Linked DNA regions of Homo sapiens: all the other regions are linked to region 4. A link is a loop called in an ENCODE intact Hi-C map of the cell type or tissue named here. Cell type or tissue: Calu3. All regions are shown on one strand. Region 1 has its middle 64 kb from the start of MIR2114. Region 2 has its middle 13 kb from the start of MTMR1. Region 3 has its middle 72 kb from the start of MIR2114. Region 4 holds the start of MAMLD1 (mastermind like domain containing 1). Region 5 has its middle 27 kb from the start of MIR2114.

Region 1 (5,000 bases), 73 kb after region 4:
CTGACAGTGTAGATTCCAGTCCAGGTCAAAAGGCCCAAGAACCAAGAGTGTCAAAGCCAAGAGATAATTGATGTTCCAGCGCAAGCAATCAGGCAAGTTAAACATTCCTCCGCTTTTTTGTTCTATGTGGGCCCTAAATGGATTGGATGATGCCCACCTACATTAGGGAGGGCCACTTGTTTTGCTTAGCCCACCAATTCAAATGCTAATCTGTTTCAGAAACACCCTCACAGACCCACCCAGAAATAGTGTTTAACCAGATATCTGGGCATCCCTTAGCCCAATCATGATTGGCTTTTTCACTCATTATAATTCTCTGGAGCTGCAACCAGGTTGTTGTGTGTATTAATTGTTTGCTTCTTTTTATTGCTGAGTAGTATTCCAGCATGTGGATGTATCACAGCTTGTTTAACCATTCCCACTGAATGATATCTGGGCTGATTCCAATTTTGGCTATTATAAGTAAAACTTCTATGAACATTCATAAACCGATTTTTGTGAGAACATAGGCTTTCCTTCCCCTAGAATAAATGTCCAGGAGTGCAATTGTTTAGTTATATGGCATTTGCATACATAAACTACATATGGTAGTTTAGCTTTATAAGCAATTGCCAATCTGTTCTCCAGAATAGCTATATCATTTTATATTCTAATTGCCATTTACAAGTGATCCAGTTTATCCACATAATTGCCAACCTAGTGTTGTTCCTTTTTTAAAACAAAAATTTAAGAGTTTATTTGAGCAAACATTGATTCATGAATCAGGTAGCACCAAACAGAAAGTGGTTAGGGCTCTACTGAAGGAGTGGGGAGAATGTTTTACAGGGTAAACACAGAAGTAAGCCAAAGAAAATATTTGATTGGTTACATGTGTATAGTTGCCTTGTTTGGTCTATCTCATTGGGAAATCCCAAGTTAGATAATTATAGGTTAGTTGGTGGCTTCCAATTGATTGAGCTTAAGTTTCACTTTTCTCTGAGATGGACGTTATAAGAAATAGACCATGTTAAGTTGTAGTTGTGTTTGCTAATCAAGCAAGGTTAAGATCACTTTCCAGGTCTAGATGGTTAATTTTCTGTGTCAACTTGACTGGATCACGAGATGGCCAGATATTTGGTTAAACATTATTTCTAGTTGTGTCTGTAGGGCTGTTTCCAGGAGAAATTAGCATGTGAATGAGTAGACCAAGGAAATGAATTGTCTTTGCCAGTGTGGGTGGGCATGATCTAATCCATTGAGGACCAGAATAGAGCAAAAAAGGTGGAACGGGTGAGTTCATGCTGCCTGACTGCTCGAGCTGAGACGTTGATCTCCTACCCTCAATATTCCTGGTTCTCAGTCCTTCAGACCGTTCTGCTTTGTTCCGTTAAAAAAAAATTTTAGCCATTCTGATAAGTGTGTAAGGTATCCCATCGTGGTTACAACGTGCATTCATTGATAACTAACAATGTTGAGCATCTTTTCATGTGTTTATTTGCCATCTGTGGATTTTCTTCAGTGAAATACATCTTTATGTCTTTTGCCCATTTTCTAATTGAATTGTTTTTTACTGTCAAAGAACTTGTATCTAGAATATATAAGGAGTTCTCAAAACTGTAGTTTTCAAAGAATTTCTCCCTGTCTGTAACTTGTTTGATCATTTTCATAGGGTCTTTCTCAGAGCAAGATTTTTTCATTTTGATGTAGTCTAATTTATCTAGTTTTCTTTTTATGGGACATGCTTTTGGAGTAATGGCTAAGAACTCCCTGCCTAGTCCTAAATCTTGAAGATTTTTTCTTGTGTTGTTTTTTTCTGAGTTTTATAGTTTTACATTTCACAATTAATTTTATGATCCATTTTGAGTTAATTTTTACATTACCTGTGAGATTTAGGTCAACGTGGGTTTTTTTTTTTTTTTGGCTTATGGATATTGAATTGCTTCAGCATCACTTGCTGAAAGACAAACCTTCCTCTGTTGAATTGCTTTTGCAATTTTGTCAAAAATCAAAGGGTGGTTCTATTATGGTTCTTTCTATTTCTCAGTTCTTCATTCTGTTCCACTGGTCTATGTATCTGTCCCTCCACTAATCCTGAGTTGTCTTAATTACTGGAGCTATAAACTCAACCTTAATATTGGGTAGAGTGATACCTTCAACTTTATTCTTTTTTGACAAGATTGTTTTAGCTAATTTAAACCTGTGCCATTCCATGTAAATTGTAAAATAAGCTTGTATAGATCTACAAGTAAACCTTGCTGGTATTTTGATAGGAATTATGCTAAATCTGTGTATCAATTACATAAGAATTGAAATCTTTATTATCTTGAGTCTTTTAACCCAAGAATAGGGATGATTTATCTCTCCATTTGTTTAGGTGTTATTTGATTTCCTTCGTCAACTTTTTGTAAATTTTGGCATACTGATGCGTGTTTTCTTAAGGTTATACCTAAGTATTTCATTTTCTTTGGAGCGATTATTAATGGTATTGTGTTTTGAATTTTGGTTTCTACATATTTATTGTTAGTGTATAAAAGTGTTATTAAATTTTGGGGTATGTTGGTCTTGTATTCTACACCCTTGCTGAATTGACTTAGTAGATCTTGAATATTTTTAGTGATGCTTTGGAATTTTCTATAGAGATGATCATGTCATCTGCAAGTACAGGAAGTTTTATTTCTTCATTTCCAATCTGTATACCTTTATTTCCTTTTCTTGCCTTATTACAGTTGCTAGGACTTCCAGTTCTATGCTGAGTAAAAGTGCTGAAATCTGGAAGACTTGCCTTGTTCCTGACCTTAGGGGGAAAGCACTTATTCTTTTACCATTAAGGAGTAATAAATTATTTCAGGTATACTAATAATGATGTAGTTATGCTTCAGAAGGGATTGATAATACCATTTTATACTCTATAATTCTATATTTCCATAATAGAAAGTTCAAAAAGTTAGAGTGTAGGGAGTGTTATTGACTAAAAGAGACAGGCAGTATGAGAACCTTGTTTGCACTGATTCAAATCAAATAATTTTAGTATGGATTCATAAGGAATCATTGTTAATTTGGTTGTGATCATGACATGTTAGATGTGTTTTCCAAAAAGTCCTTATGAGTTAGAGCTGCATACTGAATCTAGATTTTCAGACTCTCAGTCAAGTGCTCTTTCCCCATCTACTGCCTCTCAGCCCACACCAGCCAAACAGAATATCTTTAAGTCTGGCTGAAGCTTAAAGAGGTGGGGGTAGGGATAGGTCTTTGGCCATAACAACTCACAGGAAACTGTCTGTGCCCTCCAGCATATCAACTGGCTTTGCAAGCACCCGGCCCAGATGTGTCAGGCCTATGGACACAGACCGTCTTTATGAGGCTTGCTCAATGGCTGTCTGTGAGCCCAGAGTTGCCCAGCCACCTCCTGGCCAGGGGCATCCTGGGTGGCTGCCAAACCAATGACAGAGTTCACACTCTCAGGCCTTTGCTCCTCCTTCATGTTGACTGGAAAGTCTCCATCTTCCACAGCGTAAGTGGGGACACTGCAAGCACAGTTGCTGGCTGGCAGGGCTCAGGCCACTCTTCATTGTATGCAAGCCATGAGCATTGAGCACTTATTCAGCAAACATTCACTAAGAAGTGACTAGGCGCCCAGAAGCTCACCAGGTCAGGGGGCGGGGCTGAAGAAAGCATAAGGATCCATAAGCACAAGTTGGTACAGACCCCAGCCAGATGTTAGGGGAGTGGGGAAGAGCTGGTAGGAGAGAGCCTAGAAGGAAGGACAGGAATCAGGCCTGGGCAGAGCATAGAGCGTGCAGGGAAAGAAATCTGGGACTAGGGAGCAACCTGGGCAAAGCCTGGAGTGGGTAACTTGTGGAAGATGGAGCAGTTCCTTTTGTCCAGAGTGGAGAGTAGGTGTGTGAGAAGGGGAGTATCAGCAGATGGAGGGAAGCAGGTTGAAGTCTTGATAGGGAAGACCTTCAAGGCCAGTGAAGGGCTCTTGAGGGAAAAGTGGTATTTTTGAGCAAAAGTAGGGTGGGGGAAGCAAAATGACCACAGTAATGAAAGTGGGATTATTTTTTACTCCCAACCATCCCTCATGAAAACATTCCAATAACATCTGTTATCACTGTGCATTTTCCGACACGCAATTTGAAACGCTGCCGTGATTAATGGGGCCCAACAAAGTCATGGGGTGCATATTCTGAGGGAACTTGTGAAAGCAGATGTTTTATGCCAGGTTGTGTCCATGTGTCCCTGCTACAGAGCTCCTCACTCATCCACACAGGAGCCATGCTACAGGAATAGAGTTTACCTACTGGAGAAGCCACCCTTGGCAGTGCCTGTAGTCCAGGTCTCTGTTGGATGTGCCTCAGGGCAGAGCCTAGGCTATGGCCTGGGAAACAGGCCATGAAACCAAATGTTGCACACTCACTACACCTAAGGTGCTTTTTGTCTGGTGGAGAGAGGAAGGCCAGGCATAGAATTGCTTTCATATCAGGACAAATGAAACAAGTGTGAAGTCATAATAAATCAGGCCACCATTAGGTAGCTCATTTCCTTGAACATTTATTATGGGCCAGGCCCTGAGCCAAGCACTTTCACATACATCGTCTTATTGGATCCTCCCTGAAACCCTGTGGAATAGGCCATATTATTAGCCCCATTTTAAAGAGCAGGAAACCAAGGCTCAGACAAATGAAATAACTTGGTAGCCCAAGTTCACACCTGGCTACTAGGAAGACAAGACAGGCTTCAAATCCAGGACTGGTTAACCTCAAAGCCCACATTCTTTCCACTCTAACACATCTTGGAGCCTACTTTTTTTCTTTTCAACTTCAAATTTTGAAATATAGATTCACAGGAAGTTACAAAGATACTACAGCATGGTATTGTGTACCTTTAACCCAGTTTTCCTCAGTTGTTACATGAAATGTAACTATAGTACAATATCAAAACTAGGAATTTGATATTGGTACAATGTGTGTATAGTTCTATGCCATTTGATCACATGTGTACATTCCTGTAACCATCACCAC
Region 2 (5,000 bases), 320 kb before region 4:
ACACAAGTTACAATTGATGACCCAATATTGACACATTATTATTAACTCAAGTCCACCGTTTACATTAGGGTTCATTCTTTGTGTTGTACATTCTATGGGTTTTGACAAATACATGGTAATGGCATGTATCCACCATTATAGTATCATAAACAATGGTTTCTGGTTTCAGTGCTCTAAAAATCCCCGGTGCTCCACATACTCATCCCTCCCTCTTTTCCTCCCTCCCTCTCCCTGAACCCCTGGCAACCACTGGCCTTTTTACTGTCTCTACAGTTTTGCCTTTTCCAGAATGTCACATAGTTGGAATCATACAGTATATAGCCTTTTCACATTGGCTTCTTTCACTTAGCAATATGCACTTAAGTTTCCTCCATGTGTTTTAATGGCTTGATAGGCTCATTTCCTTTTAGTGCTGAATAACATTTCATTGTCTGAATGTACCATAGTTTTGTTTACCCATTCACCTATTGAAGAAGATTTTCACTGCTACCAACTTGTGGCAACTAAGTGACAAACATGGGGCATCTGCTGGAAACGTTTGTGTGAAGGATTTGCCTAGACATAAGTTTTCAATTCATTTGGATAAATGCCAAGGAGCATGGTTGCTGGGTCATATGGTAAGGCTATGTCTAGCTTTGTAAGAAACTAAACTGTCTTCCAAAGTGTCCGTGCCATTTTGCATTCCCACCAGCAATGAATGGGAGTTTCTGTTGCTCCACATTCTCTTTTTTTTTTTTTTTTTTTTTTTTTTTTTGAGACGGAGTCTTGCTCTGTCGCCCAGGCTGGAGTGCAGTGGTGCGATCTCGGCTCACTGCAAGCTCCACCTCCCGGGTTCACGCCATTCTCCTGCCTCAGCCTCCCGAGTAGCTGGGACCACAGGCACCCGCCAGCATGCCCGGCTAATTTTTTTGTATTTTTAGTAGAGACGGGGTTTCACCGTGTTGGCCAGGATGGTCTCGATCTCCTGACCTCGTGATCCGCCCGCCTCGGCCTCCCAAAGTGCTGGGATTACAGGCGTGAGCCACCGCGCCCGGCCCTGTTGCTCCACATTCTCACCAGTATTTCATGTCGTTGGTGCTTTGGATTTGGCCATTCTAATAGGTGTGTAGTGGTATCTCATTGCTGTCTTAATTTGCATTTCCCTGATGACATACGATGTGAAGCATGTTGTCATATGCTTATTTGCCATCTGTAGATCTTCCTTGGTGAGGTGTCTGTTAGTCTTTTGGCCATTTTTAAATTGTGTTGTGTTTATTGTTGAGTTTGAAGGGTTCTTTTTATATTTTGGATAACAGTCCTTATCGAATATGTGTTTTGCAAAGATTTCTTCCCAATCTGCAACTTGTCTTGTCATTCTCTTAAGTATTTTTCACAGAAGTTTTAAATTTTAATGTGGCCCATTTTGTTAATTTTTTCTTTCAAAGATTGTGTTTGAGCTTTATATCTAAACACTCATTGTCAAAGTCAAGATCACCTAGATTTTATTTCTTTAAAGATAATTTTCATATTCATTTTTATAATCTGCCTCCAGCAATGTTCTAGTACATTTTTAATTATCAGCTCTCTGAAGAAAGACAAAGCCTTTATTTGTAGCATTTGCTCATTTCTGTGGTGTAACTCTTCCCAGCTTGGCCGATTTCAAAGTACCACCTTGACATCACTGAATACAGAATTAGGAAGAGATGCTCACAGTTGTCTCTGACCAACCTATATAAGCCAACTGCAGCAGAATGACTGCTTGTGTCTGATAATTTGAATAATCTGAAGTCTTACAAGTCGTTTTCTGCTTTTTTGTTTCTATTGATGTTCGCTGAAGGCTTTCTGTCTGCTATTTTTCACTGAGAGATGTTCAATTTCTTTGAAAAATGATTTGCGAGAATTCTTAGAGGCTGCGATAAAGGTGTGTTCCTCCATAGAGCATTTGCTTCCACCAGGCACCTGGGGGCACCACAAGACTGGTGCCTGAGGATTTTTGAACTACTGAGGTGAAGTGAATTTGAACTATACTGGAAAGCCTGCTAGTGAGCACCACTTCTCAGGGACATTTGAATCTTCTTCCCTCTCCTCTGCTCTGGGCCAAACAGTTTTCCTTACAGGCCTCTGCTATCGTGGGTATAGTGGGAGTGTGTAAGAACGTCGAGGTAATCAGGCATGAACTCCCTCAAATTCCCCCTTGTGTTCATACCCTATGGTTGCTGTAACAGATTACCCAAGCTTAGTGGCTTCAACAACATACATTTATTATCTCACTAATTATTATTAATATTATATTAATCATTTATTATTTCTGGGGATGAAAGTCCAACCCAGGTCTCACTGGGCTAAACTCAAGGTGTGGGCAGGGCTGTGTTCCTTCTGGAGGCTTTAGAGAAAAATCTGTTCCCTGTCTTTTCCAGCTTCTAGAGGCTGCGCGGTCCTTGGCTCCTGGCCCCTTGCTCCATCTTCAAAGCCAGCATGGCCAGTCGTCTTTCTCTCATGGCATGGCTATGACTCTGAAGTCTCTTCCACCTCCAGCTTCCACTTTTAAAGAGCCTTGTAATGACATTGGGTTCACCTCAATAATCCAGATGATCTCCTCATATAAGGGTCAGCTAGTATCACAACCTTAATTCTATCTGCTACCTTAATTCCCCTTTGCTATGTAACCTCACATATTCACAGGTTCTGGAGATTAGGACATGGACATCTTTGAGGAACCATTATTCCCTCCATCAGTGTTTCTTCATCTGCACCCACCCTCCTCTTCTCTAGTTGCTGAGGAAGAGGAGTCCTTTCTGTTGTGCAAAGCAAATCCCCCTCTGTGTCCTTGGGCTCTTCCCCACTCTGAGGCCTTGTTCAATCAGGTAACAGCTCCCTCTTCTCTATGCAATCTCTCATTCGCCACTGGCTTCTTCCCGATGTATGATCCCAAGAAAGTCTCTTCCTTTCAAAAGCCCATTCTGTCTGTCTCATTTCTCAACAGTTATTATCCAATCTCTCGCCTTTCTTTCTTTTTTTTTTTTACTGTCAATCTTTTTTATTATTTATTTATTTTTAAATTTTATTATTATTATACTTTAAGTTTTAGGGTACATGTGCACAACGTTCAGGTTTGTTACGTATGTATACATATGCCATGTTGGTGTGCTGCACCCATTAACTCGTCATTTAGCATTAGGTATATCTCCTAATGCTATCCTCCCCCTCCCCCCACTCTCACCTTTCATTATAGCAAACCCTCTAGAAAGAGAATCCCACTCTTGTGTACCCTTCGTGCATTCACTCACTAATTCATGCATTCAAATAAATATATATATTTTGCACCTACCATGTGCCAGGCAGCCTATTGGGCATTGTAGCTAAAAACAAGGCAGCTTAGAGTGCAGTGAAAAAGAAAGACATTCATTTCAACAAAGTATGGCAAGTGCAATAGTAGGAGAGGTATAAGGCCCTGAGGGAGCATAGAGCGCTGGGACCTAAGATAGTATTGAAGGGAGGGGCACTGGGGAAGAGTGCCATAATCAAGTCGCATTTAAACTGATAGGGCTCACAGGTACTTGTTGAATAAATGACTGCAGGAGGTGGGGCTATTCCTCTTCAGTTTCTCTTTTCTCTTCACTGTTACACGGCCCTTGCCCTAGGACCTAGAACACAGGCCATCGCATCTTTTTGCAGCTTAGTGGTGCTAAAGCAGACCCTGGTGCCAAAATAATAGTTTCTCAAACTGGGTGCGCTTCCGGCCTTTTGCACCCCTTAGCTGCTTGAGCTAGAATCCTGGCTGGTGACTTTTAACTCGCTGTTCTTTGACTTCTGCCTCAATGAAAGAGCTCTTGCGAATGTCCTCCAGGGACGTCTTACTTTCCAAATTGACTGGACATTTTTTTTTATCCTTGATTCACCAGATCTCCCATGCTAAGCACTCACTCCTTGAAATTATCCTTCTTTTACCTTCCATGATGCAACTGTTTGCTTCTGCACTTATCTGACCTTCCTTCTCCATCTCATCCCAAGTCTCCTCTTCCTCTGTCTGTCCCGTACAATCTGGAGTTGGGGCGTGCCACTTTTCTCCATTTACTTGCATGGGCAATGTCATCTACTTCCATAGTTTTATCCCCAAATCTGTGTTTCCGACTTCTTTTGTGAGCTTCAGAGCTAAACTTAACCACATCTTGGACACCTGTTCTCCTCACATTCAGCATATCCCAAACTGGCCTCAGCATTGCTCTAGACTCGATCCTCTCCTGATATCCTCTATTTCTGAAAATTATACCACTTGCCAACCAATTGCAGCCACCAGCAACTTCAGTACCATCTTTGACTTCTTTCTTGTCTCTTTTTTTCAGTCACAAACTTAAAAAAAAATTTTTTTTTCAATCTCCATCTCTACTTGTCTCTATTCCAGGCTCAGTTCTCCCCATCTGGTCAACTACATCAGCCTCAAACTTGCCTTTCTGTCCCCAGCCTTGCCACCCTAAAATCCATCTCCCACCCATGACCCCCAAGGCACTCCATGACTTGCCCCTGCCTGCGTCTCAGTCATCTTTTGCCAGGCCCGTTCACATTACGACTCAGGAATACCTGCTTGCTTTGAGTTCCACAAATGCTGCATCCTACTTAATGCACCATTTGCTTCTGCTCATAGTGTTCCCTTCTATGGTGATGGTTTCTTTGCTTTTCTTTGCTGTTTTACCACACATACATCCCAAAACATGAATTTAGTTTGTTTTTGAACTTATATGAATGGAATAATATTGTATACAGTGGTTCCCCCCTTACCTGAGGTTTCTCTTTCCATGGTTTCAGTTACCCATGATAAACAATGGTCTGAAAATATTACAGTATTTCAAGAGGGGAAGAGTGGGAGAGAAAGGGAGAGAACACAGTTATGTAATTTTTATCACAGCATATTGTTATAATTGTTCTATTTTGTTATTAACTACTGTTAATTTCTTACTGTGTCTAATTTATAAATTAAACTTTATCATAGTTATGTGTATATAGGAAAGAAACATAGTATATAT
Region 3 (5,000 bases), 210 kb after region 4:
CCCACCTCTCCAGCTGTGACTGCCCTTGCTCCCCCCATCACCCACCCCAGGATGTTGACTGTCATGGTGGAAACCTACTTTCTTACTTTATGTCTTACTTTCTTTTCAAGTAGTACATTTTGGTTTTAGTACTCTGTTCACCAGAACTTACCTTCTTTTTTCTTCTCTTGTCATCCTATGCTACCAAGGGATTGGACATGCCTTGGTACCCAGCCTGAACCAGGCATGAGATGCCTTGTTTCTCTGACATCCACCTTCTTATCCTTGAGTTTATGTATGACTCTAGCAGGCTGAATAATTGGCCTTCAAAGATGTCCCCATCCTAAGTCTCCAAACCTGTGAATGTTACCTTATATAGCAAAGGTGAATCTGCAGGTGTGATTTGGTTAAAGATCTTAAAATAGGGAGATTATCCTGGCTTTTCTGGGTGGGCTCAGTGTAATCACAAGAATCCTTCAAAGGTTTAAGAGGGAGTCAGAGAAGGAGATGCGATGATGGAAGCAGGGGTCAGAGTGATGCGGCACAAACTAACAAATGCAGTGGCTTCTAGAAGCTGGAAAAGGAAAGGGAACAGCTTCTCCTTGAGAGCTTCCAGAAGGAACACAATCTTGCTGACACCTTGATTTTAGCCCGGTGAAATTCATTTTGGACTTCTGACCTCCAGAAGTATAAAATAATAAATGCTGTGTTGTTTTAAGCCACTAAAGTGCATGGTAATTTTTTACCTCCAGCAGTAGGAAACTGATACAGCTGCTAATGGTGTTTAAACAAGAACCAGAGACACAATCGCCAGCTGTCACTGGCTGAAGCAATGTGCTATAGAGGACAGAATGGGCAGGCAACCCTGAGTTTCAATCTCAGCTCCCCCACTTCCTGGGAGTGGAACCTTTGGTCAAGTCACTTCACTTCTCTAAGCCTCAGTTTTCTCATGTGTAAAAGGGCAATAATAGAATCACAATCCTAAGGCCTGTAGTTTATAGTATTGTATCAATGTTGATTATCTGTTTTTGATAATTGTACCAAAGTTATGTAAGTTTCTGTAACATTAAGGGAGCTGGACAAAAGTATATGTGAACGATTTGTCCTATTTTTGCAACTTCTCTAAGTCTAAAATTATGTCAAATTTGTATCTATTTACTTATTGCAATTAATTTTAAATGATTTAAGATTTTTAGACTCACAACCCTTAAGAGATATTACCAGGACAATAGTTGAGTTCTTGGGACACTGCAGGTGCTCAATGAATGAATAGTAACCATTGTGGCTAGTACATGCTGCTGATGCTGCCTTCAGAAGCATTCTAGAAAAATCCTCAAAGAGGTACCTTCTTCACCGAGGACCCCAACAAAATCCCAAATGAACAGAGCAGGGAGGAAAGGATACAATGGTATCAGATTAGGTGAAGGGAAAGATAGGTGCTCACGGGGCATCTCCTGAGGTGCGAGCTGTCTGGTCTGTTTCCCTGTTCGGGCAGTTAGGTGGTGTGCCAGGTCATGGGTAGGATTAGCCATTGCACCAGTTGGGACAGCACAGCCCTCACTCCCAGCCACTGGTCCCTCTCAGGCTGCATCTTGGCAAGAGATGATCCTGCCAGTTGCTTTGAACATTTATAGTCAACAGACTCTTGTTTGCCTTTTCTTTCTTAATATAAGCAGTCTGTCATGCAGCTCTTAGGAACTGAAGGAATATGCGCTCTGTAACCAAGATGCTTTACTTTTAAAAACTCAATTGCGGATTCAGGGCTCTTAAACTAGCAACAGACCAGCTCAGTCTAGACTTGTGCCTCCCAATCTAGAAATAACTCCATAGACCAAAAAGCAGTAAAAGCCTCCCAAGCAGTAGTTTTTTTTTTTTTTTTTTTTTTTTTTTTTTTTTTTTTTTTTTTTTTTTTAAATCCGGGGTCTGTCAGCACAGACACTGGATAGAAAAGGGTACCAGGTCTTGCAGTGTTTGAAAAGCTCAGTGTTAAGGCATTCCTTGCCCTCTTTCATTCAGCAGCTGCTAGCTGAGTGAGCACACTCTGAGAAGAGGGGAGAGACCACTCTCACCTCCCCTGCCCCCACCAGCCCCTCTCCAGGGTGCCTCCTCATAGATGGTGGGCTCCTCAAGGACAAGGCCCAATCCTTAGCCCCTTCTCCCAGTTTTGGGCTCAGATTTGGACACAGGAAATGTTGGTGAAATGGTGGAGCAATCCAATGGTGGATGGTGGAGCAAGTAAGTGAGCCAGGGGCTGGGGGCTGAGGGAATGTTGGGCCCTGACCACCAGAGAAGCCAAATTCAGGAGTTCTTTCCAGAGCCCCCTTTCATTTATTGCATTAATAAGAGAGGATTCGGGAGTGAAATGAGACAGATTTCTGTGCATGACATGACTAATGCAGGGCTTTTTACTGTTGATCACAAAAATAGCCCAAACATGTGGAGCCCCCGCCCCCCACCGCCAACCCCAGACATGGATGACATCATGCTGGCCTCTGTTGCTTTTTGGGGGGAAGTCACACTGTTATCAGCTGTTTTGACCGTGCAGAGGAAAGGGTCCTTGGTGAATGCAGCAACCTATGTCTCCAAAGGTCTCAGCTCATCAGCTTGAGCCCTGTCTGCCTGCCTCTTCCTGCCTGCCCTCATCCCAGAGGCTGCAGGCTCCACTAGCAGACAGAGCACTGGGCACCCTGCCAGTTTTCCCCAGTCCTGGGTGGGGCCTCTGAGGGCAGTAGGATGGCCTCTGATTCATAGGAGCCATGCCATGGCTATCCCGGTGAAGACAGGGAGCCCCATCCATCTACTCTTAGGGCAGAAGGGAAGAGGCACTCCTTGGGGTTCCTCTGAGCAGCCTGGTGCTCAGGTGCCTTTCCATAATGTATCTCCTAGCTACCCTGCATGCTGCTGCAAAGAAGAGGCAGGTGGAGAAGGGGGAAGATGGGCAAGTGAGGACTATCTCAGACAGCCTCACCAAATGCTAGCTCCAGTGCAAAATCAATAGTCACATGGTGGGATCTCTGCTTTAAAAGACACTTGATTGTGATAAAGGATGTAAGGCTGCTGTTTTCCCCTCTTACCAAAGGGCTTAAAATGCACATGCTCTGCAACTTCCAATAGACCTGGCAAGGTTGAACATACTTTCCCAGATAAATCAATCGAAGGCAGCCATCTCCCAGGGCGAAAGGGAGGTACCAGACTAAACAATCTTTATGGGGAGGACAGGAAGTGAGCTTGCTTCACTGGAGCTGATGGCAGGATGCACAGAAGGACCAGGGAGCTTGTCCCTGAGGTGAAGACCTGCCCCTACTGTGGCAGCTTTCTGGTGACAAAGGGACAGCTTTGTCCCAGATGCTAGACAATATCGTGCTGAACAATACCATCCCATACTTTCTTTCCAGCATGGTTTCCATGCTCAATTCCTGCCCTCCTGAGCTGCAGCCTTGTGTCACCAAGGATAAAGCAGGGACAAAGCTTCAGGAGAAAATGCCTATAGCAAGACTCCTGCCCATCTGTAGACTGTATGGGACTCACAAGGGGGTAAAGAGCACAGACTCAGAGCCATGTGGCCTGATTTCCAGACTCAGCCTAGTGCTGACAGGCTGGGTACCCTGGACAGCCATGCTGCTTTTTCTGGGCCACCTCTTTGTCTCTGTCAAGCAGAGATGCAGCCTCTGCTCAGCCCACCCCATGGTTGCCCCCAGAAAAGCTGTTGTTCAGAGTTCTCCTAGGTTTTCACTGGCCAGTGTTCTAGCACGGCAGACCTGGAAGGGCCTTCAGAGATCATCTTCTCCAATAGTCCCATTTTATAAAGGAGGAAACTGAGGCCTAGAGAAGGAAGGGGCTGATCTGAGGTGCCACCAGCCTGGAAACTACTTTCTTTCACCTCTCTTTATGTTTAAACTTTTACATTGAGATAATGGATTCACATGCAGTTGTAAGAAATAATACAGTGAGATGCCTTATACCCTTTACCTCCAATGGGACACACCCTATTTTTGAAAATGAGGCCAAGATGGGGATGGAGTATGTATGTGTGATAGGATAGGTGAGGAGAGAACTAGGGTAATAGAAATGGCTATTGCTCATTCAAAGCCAGGTCTGATATGCTTTATCACAAGCTGAAACTGCAGAAAGACTCTCTGTACCTTTTTGCTGTATTCAAGGCTATTAAGAAAGTGGATTCTGAGTGGCGCATTTTGCCCATTTATCCATTTGGTTTCTCCTAGGACTTTTCCTATACTTACCCTACTCCCTGCCCCCACTTCCTTTCATTTGAAGAATAGGAGGCCCCATAAATGGAAGGTGTTGGAAGGCTTGGTATCTGCTCTGCATTGGAAACCTCTCAGCAGTCCCTGAGCAGGCAGGCTGGCTTTCCGAGGAACCACCACTTTCCTTCTATGCTCCTTTCCTCTCTCAAAGCTCCATAGACCAGATGACAGCCCTTCCACTGCCCATGATTTATAAAAAAGGCAAAAAGACCAGCTCTCAATTGGCAGGCCTCGATGGTCAAGCTGGATCTTTATTTCTTCACAAATTCTTAAATACCAGCAAATGGCTAGAATTCATCCTGACAGACAACATCACTTAAGAAGCATTTCTGGCTTAAAAAATTAGCTTCAGTCCTCTTTTCCTTGGGCTGGACATGGGGAATCCTTTTATAGCCTCTCAAGTATCAATTGTATTTCGATTTGGTTCTCAGCCATGGGCAGTTCACTCCACCTAACTTTTGTATAACCACTGTCAGAAGCGGTATCCAAAAAGAGGCTCCAATTACTCTCTTAGTTTGTGTAAATGCTCCTCTAGTAAAGCTTTTTACTTTTCAGCTGCAGTGAAAGTTGAAGATAAACTCCACAGTAAGACAAGATAGGCAAGAAAATTGGACCACTCGAGAAGACCATGCATGGGTGGGGACGGGGGTGGGTATTGCCACATTCACACACATATGGCACTTGAGAGAGAAGAATGACCTGCGCAGGATCAGGAGGTGTGGGAAGGATGCAGAAGCATATTTATAGCAGGAGTTC
Region 4 (5,000 bases):
ACATATGTAACAAACCTGCACGTTGTGCACATGTACCCTAGAACTTAAAGTGCAATAATAAAAAAAGGTTTTACTGTATATTGAGGCTCCTTTAAAGAAGAGGCATAGTCCAGCTATTTTCAGAAGAGCCACTTGTCTAAGACCAGTTTATTCCCTTTCATAACCCCAAATAGTAATTGAGTTTCCTAGGGACCATCCATTAACAGGTGCATTTTATGCCTTTAGGTGATCAATTTAAAAGGGAAGAAAATACATTAAACATGCTGGCTAAGCTAAAAAAATCCCTTTCCTTAGTAAAAAGGATTGACAGTAGTGAATCTCCTACCTTAAGTTGCAGTGAATCTGTAGACCCCACCCCCACCCCAGAAACAGGGTATTTCCTGGTGGAGTGTAAAAATTCAATGACGTTCCTATTTCAACCCACACATCTGTGTCACTGTCAGCGTCAGTGGCAGGAAAACAGACGAAGTCACCCTTTGCTAATGATTTCCTAACATGGAATTTCCTTGTATCTCCTAAAGGCTTTCTTCTTCCAACGCCAAACTCTTCCCCACCCCCCACCCCAACACATTGTACTGAAGAAAAACTGAAAATGGTCACAGCCGGAAGAGGATGATTTTTAAGGAGATCTTGTAAGGAAAAGCTTCAGCTCTTTGTGATATTTTTAAAGGGGGAAAGGGGGGAAAGAATGCTAGTTTTTTCCGAAGCTGAACAAAACAGAGAGATTTCCTCCCAGGCATCTGGAAATCTCTCAGCCCCACCTCTTTCTTTCTTTTTTCCTGCCTCGTCTGTCCCAAGTTCCACTTTGAGCAACATTCTTACTTCAGTACTGAAAGAAACACTCGCACATCGCAGGCAGGCACCGGGAGAGGGCAGGGCGGCCCCCAGAGCAGGGAGCAGGCATTGGAGAACCACCAAGCACAAAGCAGTATAGGAGCCCATCACTTTTCCCCTCTGGAGAATATCCTATTTAATATGCAAACTGGTCATGAAGTGAAAAGAGGGCTGTTACTTTAAGGGGAAGAAGCTGATTAGCTGCTCTGGCTGGCAGCAAACAGCTGGTCTGTCCGGCAGGTTCAAGGCCATTTCAGCTTCTCTCTTATGGAGGCACCATATGTTCCATCTCGCACATCAGCAGCTTTATTTTCCAATGATCTTGCTCCAGAAGAGAAGCACAAAGGAGGGAGGAGAAGGCAGAACCAGTAGTTTACCCTTTGATTACTTTCTTGTGGTTTTAGATGCAGTTGGGATGTGTGTATGCGCGCATTTGGGATGTGTGTATGCGCGTTGAGGGTGTTAACGCTTCATCTTCTACTCCAAAGACGCAGAGAACAAATGTTTGAGCAGCACTTATCAATAACCTCCAGAGATGGGAGGGGAGGGGAGTAGGAGAAAGATATGCAAAAAGGCACAAATAAAACGTCGACATCAGATTAAATGGAAGTAGGAGGGGCGGAGGCGGCCAGAGAGCGGGTGGAATCTGACTTCGCTTGGGAGACCCACCAGCCTGAGCCTGGGCCCCGCCCACTTTCCTTATTTGTCACTTTTTTCTTTTCAGTATTCCCTTCCCGAACAAACTCTATGAGAGACACCGACCACTTTGGGGCACAGGGGCGGAGCAGGCCAACAGAATGGCGAAAGGTTACTTCTAACATTATATTTGACATTCCTCAGTGCAAGCCCTGGTTCTCGAAAGTTTTAGGGGGGCAGTTATAAGGGACAAGGACCCGCTAAATGGTCAATCTAACTAAAGCTGGCAGCTTTAGTGTCAGGCGCTGGGTTAGGTGCAGAGGCAGCAGGCCAGCGCGCAGTCCAGAGTAGCACGCTCATCCTCACTGCCCGCCTAGGCTACACGAACCCCGGAGGTGGCGGCTCCCACTGCCTCCGCGCCTCCAAACAAAGGGCGCTCGGAGAGTTTGAGCCCTTGTGTGTGGTGGGGCGGAGGGTGTGGCAGGAGGGCGCGGGAAGAAATGAGGCGTGTAGCCAGACGCGGGTGGCCTAAGCCTCCGAGCTGCCGCCTCCGTCTTAGCCACCGGCGGGCGCGACAGCTGCCCTGAGCTCCGGCGGCGAGGGGCGCCCGCTGCAAAGCGAAACCAAGGAAAGGGCGCCCCCTATGCCCGAGCCCGGCGAGCGCATCGGCGAGTCGCGTCTGCCCACCCCGCGGAGCGCTTGCAGCCTAGGGCCTCTGCGCGCGCCCGCCAGCTCGCAGTGCAGTCCACTCGGCCGTCCCGGCCGCCAGGATTTAGGGTGTCCAGGGCTGGCAGGCCGGGCGTGCAGCGAGGGCCGGGGCTGAGGCTCCGTGCGCCTTCGTGGGTTCCCACAGAGGGTCCTCGAAACACAGCCCCCTCCCCCATCGCCTACACTTGCCCTCCTGTCCCGAGCGGCTCGAAACCACTTGGAGACAGCCGCCCCCGCCCTCTGCCTCTGCGTCCCTTTTCCCCTTCCCTCTCTCCAGCCTCCTGGGAAACAAAGGGGCTTTTTATAAAGCGGATTGTTGGCGGCGGCGGCGGCGGGGGTGGGAGGGAGGGGGGATCTATAAAGACAAGAAGAGGTGGGAGGGAGGGAAGGAAAGAAGCTGCGCGGCCTCCAGGGGCCCAGAGCTGCGGTGGCGGCCGGGAAGCCCCGGCGGGTGCACGGTCGACCCCGCCCGGCCGGTGGGCACTCGGGCGGCAACCCACGCCTGCCAAGAGCTGGGCCGCGCCGCTGCGATGTCGCTCGCCGGCTCACCGCAACCAGGGAACACAATTCCCCAGGCGCGGGCCGGGGCCGCTGGGGGCGGCGCAATTCCCGCGGGGGTCTACCCCGGGAGACCCAGGCCCTCTCCCTAGCCAACTCTTTCAAAATTGCTTGGTCTCAGGGAGACTTTGCGCCTTTGTTCCAGCGCAGCCGCCTCTAGTAAGCTCGGCTCGCTCGCCCTTGCAGACAATGTCCCGGAGCCGGCCTGGGTTTGCCTACCCGTGAGCAGCACGTTCACCGTGGGGACCGCGCCCCCGGGGGGCACCGTGGTGCCAAACAACAACGACAAGCCACCCCAGCAAAAGCAGCCCCTTCTCCCCACGTCCCCCAGCCACGCTGTGCTCCCGCCCGCTCACACACACCCACACTCCGGGTGCCCAGGTCAGCCGCACCCAGCTGCAGAAGCGCGGCGGGGCGGGAGTGAATGCTCCAGCCCGAGGCGCGTGTTTGCACAGGTTCCGATGGCTTCAGGGCCGAGCTTTCTGGCAGGCTAATCCTATTAGTGTCTGCTCAGTCCGAATTTAATCACGGATCAGAATCAGACGACATCTCCAGCTTTCCAGGAGGCTTCGGACACACTGCATTGGGACGGAGCCTGGCCAAGCCAACTGGCCGAGAAAAGTATTTGGCGGCGCTCCGGGGGGCTTCCCGCCCGCGCTAGCCGGCGCCGGGCGCCCAGCTCTGTCGTCGCGCGGATGCTGGGGAACCTGAAGCGCGGACTCTGACGCAGGGGCGCCGGGGCTGCTCCGCAGGAACCCAGTCCGGGCTGCCCTGAACACCAGCTCAGCTCCGGGCTGCGCTTCCCAGGAGTTGGCAGGGGAGGGAGTGCAGGGCAGCGGATTCGGCGCGCACACTCCACACTCTCGCTCAGAGGCGGCAAACAGCGTTGGGGTGGGGAAATCCTTCATCCAGCGCCCACTGCCTACTGGCCTGGGCTCAGGCAGCTGGCATGTGAAGGCACCGTCGCCGGTGACACCCAGGCTGCAAGCGACCCGGGGGTGCTGGGACAGAGTGGGAGCCTCCCAGTAGCCCAGCGTAGCCCGAGGAGCTTGCGCCCTTCTACCTTTCCTCCCCGGTACGTGGCTGTCCCCGCCGGATTTCAGACGCCCGACGGGCGCCGAGCCAAAGGCCGTGGTCTCCGGCGTTTCGAGCTGCGCCCAGCCCAGCCGGGCTGGTTCGAGAAGGGGGTGGCCGCCCGCAGCGCCAGGTGGGCCGTGTGCTCAGAGCAAACTTTAGGGTCTACCGACTCGAAGCACCCCTGGGACCCCGATCCTCAGCGATGGGGACCATAACTGGGGGCTACAAGTGTACCCCGGAACCCCCAGAACAGTCAGACTTCCTGCACCCGCCCTCAGCCTTACCGTGCTGCAGAGCTCCGGCGGCGGCGGGGGCAGTGTCCGAGGGGCGGGCGGCCGCCGGCGCGGGCAGCCTGGACTCAGGCGGCCGCCAAGGAACCCAGCCCTGTTGCAGATCACCCCCTGGCTAGCGGCCGGTGCCCCCGCGCCCGCCCGCCGCCGGCCGCTTCAGCTCGCGGCCAAGTTCATGCTGGCGGCGCTGCAGTGGCGGCCTCAATCTGCTCGCTCCATTCCCACCGCCCGGCTCCGCGCCGCGCGCCCGGAAGGTGGAGTTTCGGGGGTTTAAGTTACTGATAGGCATTTCTCACTGCTGTGTCACTCGGGGAGGAGGAGACACGCACGCCGCACACTCACACACCCTCACACTCACGGCGACGAGCGGCTCCGGCCTTAAAGGGGAAGCCGCGCTGCCCTGCCCGCGACCCCGCCAGCCCGAAGCCTGGAAACTCAGGGTTTCCACTCCGGGATGGGGCAGCGGGCAGCCAAAGAGCTGCGGCCGCCCGAGGGGCCTCCCGGGCCCTCCCACCAGTCTTTAGAGGAGAAAGCGGCCGCAGGCTGGCTTCGCTGTTGCAGCCTCATTTCTCCAGTCGGCTCGAACCAGGGCAGCTGGGGAGGGATCGGAGGGGCGGAAGGGGCATCGGTGCACTCACCTTGGCTGCTCCGCACTCAGTGGAGGGTGGTCTGTGCCCCCGGCGTCAGCTGGCTTGCCTAGGCGGTGCGCTGGTGGAAAGAGGCGACAGCAGGGTTAGCGGAGCGCCTCCAGCAGACAGAGCCCGCCGGAGGGCCGCAGGCGGGGCCCGGCGCGCTTGGGAAACCCGCACGCCGAAGGTAGACTTTCCGCGTCTGGGGAAAACGAGCTGGTGAGCCGTGCGTGGCCGGGACACACGAAGAGCGAGCACGGAGAGCCAA
Region 5 (5,000 bases), 160 kb after region 4:
AGTCTATTGAGTGTTGTGGAAAAATCACAGTCTTACAATTTAGATGATCAATTATGTGGGAAAAAACAATGTCCATGAGAAAAAATCAGCACTTTTTAAAATTATTTTAAATAATTGTAATTATAGCTAACCTTTGTTAAGCACTTATTACAAGCCACATACTGGGCTAAGCCTCACTCCTTTCACCTTCACATGAAACCCATTTTAGAGACCAAAATGTTGAGGCTGCAGGCTGATGAGGCAGCGGAAAGTCAGAAATGAAGACCATAAAAGAATAGAGACCAATTGGTCAGTAGGAAGAGGAAGTGGGGAGAAAGGATTCAGGAACAGACACTCAGGGATTCCCCGTGTTCTCATATTTGCCCTTCTAGAACCACATTACATGATATACTAATAAATAGGCTTAGGACAACAGCACAGAACCAGATGTAAAAGTTAACAGTTTCATTAACACTTTTCAAGAAAGGAGGCTGTACTTGCTTCTGATTTTCTTCTCAGTGATTTCCCAGGCCAACAACAGAGGGCATTGTCATATTGAATGAAGAGGACCCATCTGGAGACCTCTGGGAAGTCTTAGGCATCAGGTCCTTCCCAACTTCCCCAAGGGACCGAGCCAAGGCAGAGCTTTGTGCTCTGAGAGAAAACTGTGCTTCCTGGCTCCAGGGTAGAGAGGCCTCAGTCTGGCACAATTTCACAAGAGGGACTAAAAGGAAGACAGGAATGTGACCGGCTGTATTCTACGTACAAGGATGTGGCAACTCTGAGGGAGGAAGTGATCTACTCATGGCCATATAGCTAAGTAGTGACCAAATCAGGATAAGAGCCACGCAGTGTGACTCTAAGGAACACCACAGCACGTCGCCCCTCACAGGGAACAGAGCTGGCATTGGCTGCTCATCTATTATGTGCCAGGGCTTCCACGTATTGTCTTATGGGAGCCCAACAGTGAGTAGGGGAGGAAAGTCATGCTCAGGCCTGCTGTACAGATAACGAAGCTGGCTAGAGTGCTCAGTGCGCAAAAGGGAGAGGGAGGCACCAAAGTCTCAGAACTGGCAGGAACCTGCATGCCCTTCTGTTCAGCCTTCCGTCCACTGCTTTGAACTCTCAACTGGTCTTCCCATCGGTCCCCTCACTTTTTATTGTGGTATATGTGTGTGTCTCTGTGTGTGATAAAATTTGTCAGTTCATATTTTTAGTGTACAATTCAGTATACTTAGGCATTAATTACATTGACAACATTATGCAACAATCACCATGTAATTGCAGAACACTTTTATCACCCCCAAAAGAAAGCCTATACCCATTAAGCAGTCACTCTCCCATTTTTCCTTCTCCAAGCTCCTGACAACCATTAATCTGCTTTCTGCCTCTGTGGATTTGCCTATTCTGGATATTTCATATAAATGGAGTTATACAACATGTGGTCTTTTGTGACTGGCTTCTTTCACTTAGCATCATGTTTCTGAGGTTCATCAGTGTTGTAGCATGGATCAGTACTTTATTCTTCTTTATTGCTGAATTGATATTCCATTATGTGGACATAGTGCATTTTGTTTATCCATTCGTCATCAATGGACATTTTAGGTTGTCCCTACCTTTTGGCTATCGTGAATCTGTGATAGACATTCATTGTGGGGAAAACTGTTTCCAATTCTCTTGGCTATGTATGTACCCAGGAGTGGAATTCCTGGGTCATATAGTCATCCTATGTTTTTCTGAGGAACTGCCAAACTGTTTTCCCAGTGGCTGTACCATTTTGCATTCCCACTAGCAATGTACAAGCGTTCCAATTTCTGTACATCCTTGCCAACACTTGTTATTTTCTGTGCATGTGTTGTTCTTTTTTTTTTTTTTTTTTTTTTTTTTACCCTAGTGGGTGTGAGGTGGTATCTCATTGTGGCTATCATTTGCATTTACCTAATGACTAGTGATGTTGTGCATCTTTTCACATACCTATCGGCCCTTTTTCCATGTTTCTGAAAAAAAAAACAAAGCATCCTTACTGGGCCTCCAAGGCCCTGCCCCACTCCCGGCCGCACTGAATGGTCCCTGGCCCTCCACTTCCACTCTGGCACCAGCCACCTGGGCCTCCCCTTCCTCATGTGCACACACAGTTCCTTCTGCCTGCGAGTGGCCTCCGTGCTCCCCTCCATCTTTTGGCTGAGCCCCTACTGGCATGCCCAGAGCATCATCTTGCACTGCCCCTTGGTGCGCCTCATCCCAGTGATGGGCTTCTTGCTTCTTGCAGTTTCCTGAGGGCAGGTGCTGCATCTGGCCCGTTCACTGGAGTGACTCCGGTTCCTGGCTGAGGGCTGGAAAAACAGTATGTTTGGATCCACAGCACCAGATGGAAGACTGAACTGAAGTTGTGCAGGTTTCCTTCTGAAAGACTGGGCTCTCTTGCCCAAGAGGCACTGGCGGTTCCATCTTGGGACTCTTCCTGCTCCAGGGCACCGAGCACCCAGTATTAGGACAGCAGGATAGATGAGGCATCCCCACCGTCTCCCATTGACATCTTTGGAGCTGCCCATCCTCAGCTGTGGTCTGCTATGACTCATGCCCTCAAGGCAGGATGAGTGTTGTCAGCAAGTGACTCATGGACATAGCTCCTCAGCCTTGGCAGCCTTGACAGCCAGCTAGGTCTGATGACATAGGAGAGAGAGCCCCACAGTGGGAGGCAGGGACCACAGTTCCGGTCCCAGTCTGTGATGACTCAATGTGTGATCTGGGGCCTTCACTTCCCCAGCCTGTAGAGTCTATCTGAACCACCTGTGGATCCCTTTCAAAAATGCAGCTGGCTACACTCCCACCCCTGCTCCGACCCTGAGATTCTGATTTAGTGGCTCTGGCATGGAGCCCAGGAAATCTGCAGTGTATTCAGCAGCCCCAGTGCCGCTGATGCTCACCCCGCCTTGGAGAATCTGCACAAGCTGCTCTGAGGGCCCTGTCCATCTCCCAGACTTTGGTACTAGAATTCTAGAATTCTTCAGAATTCTGAACAGTTTTCACTGGGCAAGTTCCAAGAAGTTCCTTGAAGGAGGAATAAGCTCACTTTCTGTTCCCTGAACACCTATCCTGGGTACCCACCCAGTGGGAGTAGTGGGACATACTGTGGGGCAGGGTGGCTTAGAAGCTCAGCCTTCAGCCTGTCAGCCATGGAGAATGGTGGCAGGCCCAGGGGCAGGGTCTACTGGGAGTGGAGCGCTGGGCGCTTGTGGCTGCAGCACTGTAGAGGGCCTGAGGATAGGGCCACCTGTGCTACTGAGCTCAGAGTTTCTTCTACTGGAGTTGCCACACATTCTGCAATATGCACCCAAAGACATCACCTCCCCATTTAGGGTGGTCCTAATGGACTGAGGCCTAAGCTGAGGCTTCCAGCAAACCTGCTCCACCATCTGCTGGGTTTTTGTTTAGAGCAGGGAGGAGGCCCACTCTTTGTTGAGGGCTGTGTTCCCAGAGGGGAGCTAAGCAGCACCTTGATGTGGTTGGGAGTTTGAAGGCTCTGGGTTCCCCATCCATTTCTACCTCCGCACCATCTTGGGCAGTCCAGCCACCCTCTCTCAGGCGTGGTCTGCTCCTCCATGAAATGAGAATCCCATTAGTATCTGACTTAGGATTTCAATGATGCTTAAGTGAGAGGCTGTACAGAAAGGGATCTTTGCAACAGTCTTCCTGTTCTTTATGGCAGAGGAGAAACTCCACTAGACCTGCTGGCTTCAAGCCATGGCTGCTCTGCCAAGCTCCAACCATGCCCCCGGGAAGGCAACTCCACAAAGATGAGCCAGTCTTAGGGCAAAAAACTGTGAGAAAAAGCTGGAGAGAACACAAATTCCCAGGGTCAGGGGGAGGCTGGCAGAGGCAGCTACAGGAGAGAAGCTGCTTTGTAGAGAGCCATTCTGATCTAGTGCCGAGCAGGCACACAGAAGACCAGAAACATCCAAAGAGAGCTTTGTAGCTTGAGGGACCCCCAGAGGGAGTGACAAGGCTGACAACAGGTAGGGTGGGGGCATTTTCACAAACCTGGGTTCCCCAGGCCCAGCAACCTGAGGCCTCCTAGCCTTGGCCTGCCCTTGGGAGCTTTGCAGCTGCTAGACACTGCTCCCTCCTCTTGATGGAAGGTTGAATTGTGGGCTAGAATCCAAATATGTGGCCACTGTGGACTCAGGGGAGAGGGGGCTGCAAGAATGGGTATCTCCAGGGAAGAAGGCAGAGTTGGGCCAAACCTTGGGCCCCCAGGCCCAGACTCCAACAGAGACGCTGTCCTCACATAGCTCTCCTCACAGGGGGCTAGTCTCTGGGCAGAGAACAGGATATTAGGCCAACGGCAGCTTTGGGAGATGGGGAGGTGGGGGAGCAGCTGCAAGAAGGCCTCAGGCTGTCCAGACTCTGGCCAAGGCCACCTTCCCTCCCCTCACAGGCAGGCCACCACCCAGAAGCACAATCTGCTCATCTCTGTATTGGATTTGTAAACCACACCACGCCCAGGGTCTCCAGCGGCTCCAGGCCCTTGCCTGCAGGCCGCCTGAATGGCTCCCAGTAAATCCCTCCAAACTAAGTGTGGACCAAGTCACCTCCTGTCAGAACCCTTCATGGCCCCTTCTGCCATCTCTACCTCTATAGGAGCCTCTGAATGCTTAGGAGTAAAGAGCCATTGAGGAGCTGTGAATAATATAATCAGAATTTTAAAAGCATATGAGAAGTGGTGCTAAGAGGTCACTCTGAAGCTCCAGGGCAACTTCTGTGGTTTTGACTGCTTTTACTGCCCGGAGTACACCACCAACTGCCAGTTGTTTTTGAATCATAGTCACTGGAGTGACTAGACCAAGAGGGTTCAGGGCTATTGTTTTCAGAACTGAGCCTGTATGAAGACAGCCCAGGGGCTACTGGCTCTTTGGCAGCTCTGACTTACTACCTTTTGCTGGTGGCTTGCCCCTCCACCCCAGATTTTCTTCTCCCATCGAAGGGGACATCTAAGTCATCAGTGGCCTATGGAGGATATC

Evidence for each region. A loop is a pair of places that touch in the nucleus more often than their neighbours do. Peaks named below come from ENCODE experiments on the same cell type or tissue, not always from the same donor. Only the 100,000 strongest peaks of a DNase experiment are listed, where the experiment ranks them.
Region 1: it touches region 4 in a loop (3-fold over the local background); 6 of 110 quality-filtered maps call a loop at or near these places.
Region 2: a loop joins it to region 4, with 4 times the contacts of the local background. A loop is called at or near these places in 22 of 110 quality-filtered maps.
Region 3: a loop joins it to region 4, with 2.4 times the contacts of the local background. A loop is called at or near these places in 7 of 110 quality-filtered maps.
Region 5: a loop joins it to region 4, with 2.5 times the contacts of the local background. A loop is called at or near these places in 24 of 110 quality-filtered maps.

Annotation. Positions count from the first base shown.
Region 1 is chrX:150,289,658-150,294,657 of GRCh38, reverse strand. No RefSeq gene overlaps it. Among named protein-coding and RNA genes, the nearest start is that of MIR2114, 64 kb to the right of the region's middle. In Calu3, no CTCF peak of the experiment used is centred here; no DNase peak of the experiment used is centred here.
Region 2 is chrX:150,678,125-150,683,124 of GRCh38, reverse strand. No RefSeq gene overlaps it. Among named protein-coding and RNA genes, the nearest start is that of MTMR1, 13 kb to the left of the region's middle. In Calu3, a CTCF peak has its summit at 1,994; a DNase peak (open chromatin) is centred at 1,954.
Region 3 is chrX:150,153,261-150,158,260 of GRCh38, reverse strand. No RefSeq gene overlaps it. Among named protein-coding and RNA genes, the nearest start is that of MIR2114, 72 kb to the left of the region's middle. In Calu3, no CTCF peak of the experiment used is centred here; a DNase peak (open chromatin) is centred at 2,670.
Region 4 is chrX:150,362,628-150,367,627 of GRCh38, reverse strand. It overlaps MAMLD1 (mastermind like domain containing 1), which reads right to left and starts at 4,311. Exons shown (of 8, transcript NM_005491.5): 1 at 4,098-4,311. In Calu3, a CTCF peak has its summit at 2,092; DNase peaks (open chromatin) are centred at 1,517, 2,107, 3,677, 4,357 and 2 weaker places.
Region 5 is chrX:150,198,766-150,203,765 of GRCh38, reverse strand. No RefSeq gene overlaps it. Among named protein-coding and RNA genes, the nearest start is that of MIR2114, 27 kb to the left of the region's middle. In Calu3, no CTCF peak of the experiment used is centred here; a DNase peak (open chromatin) is centred at 2,635.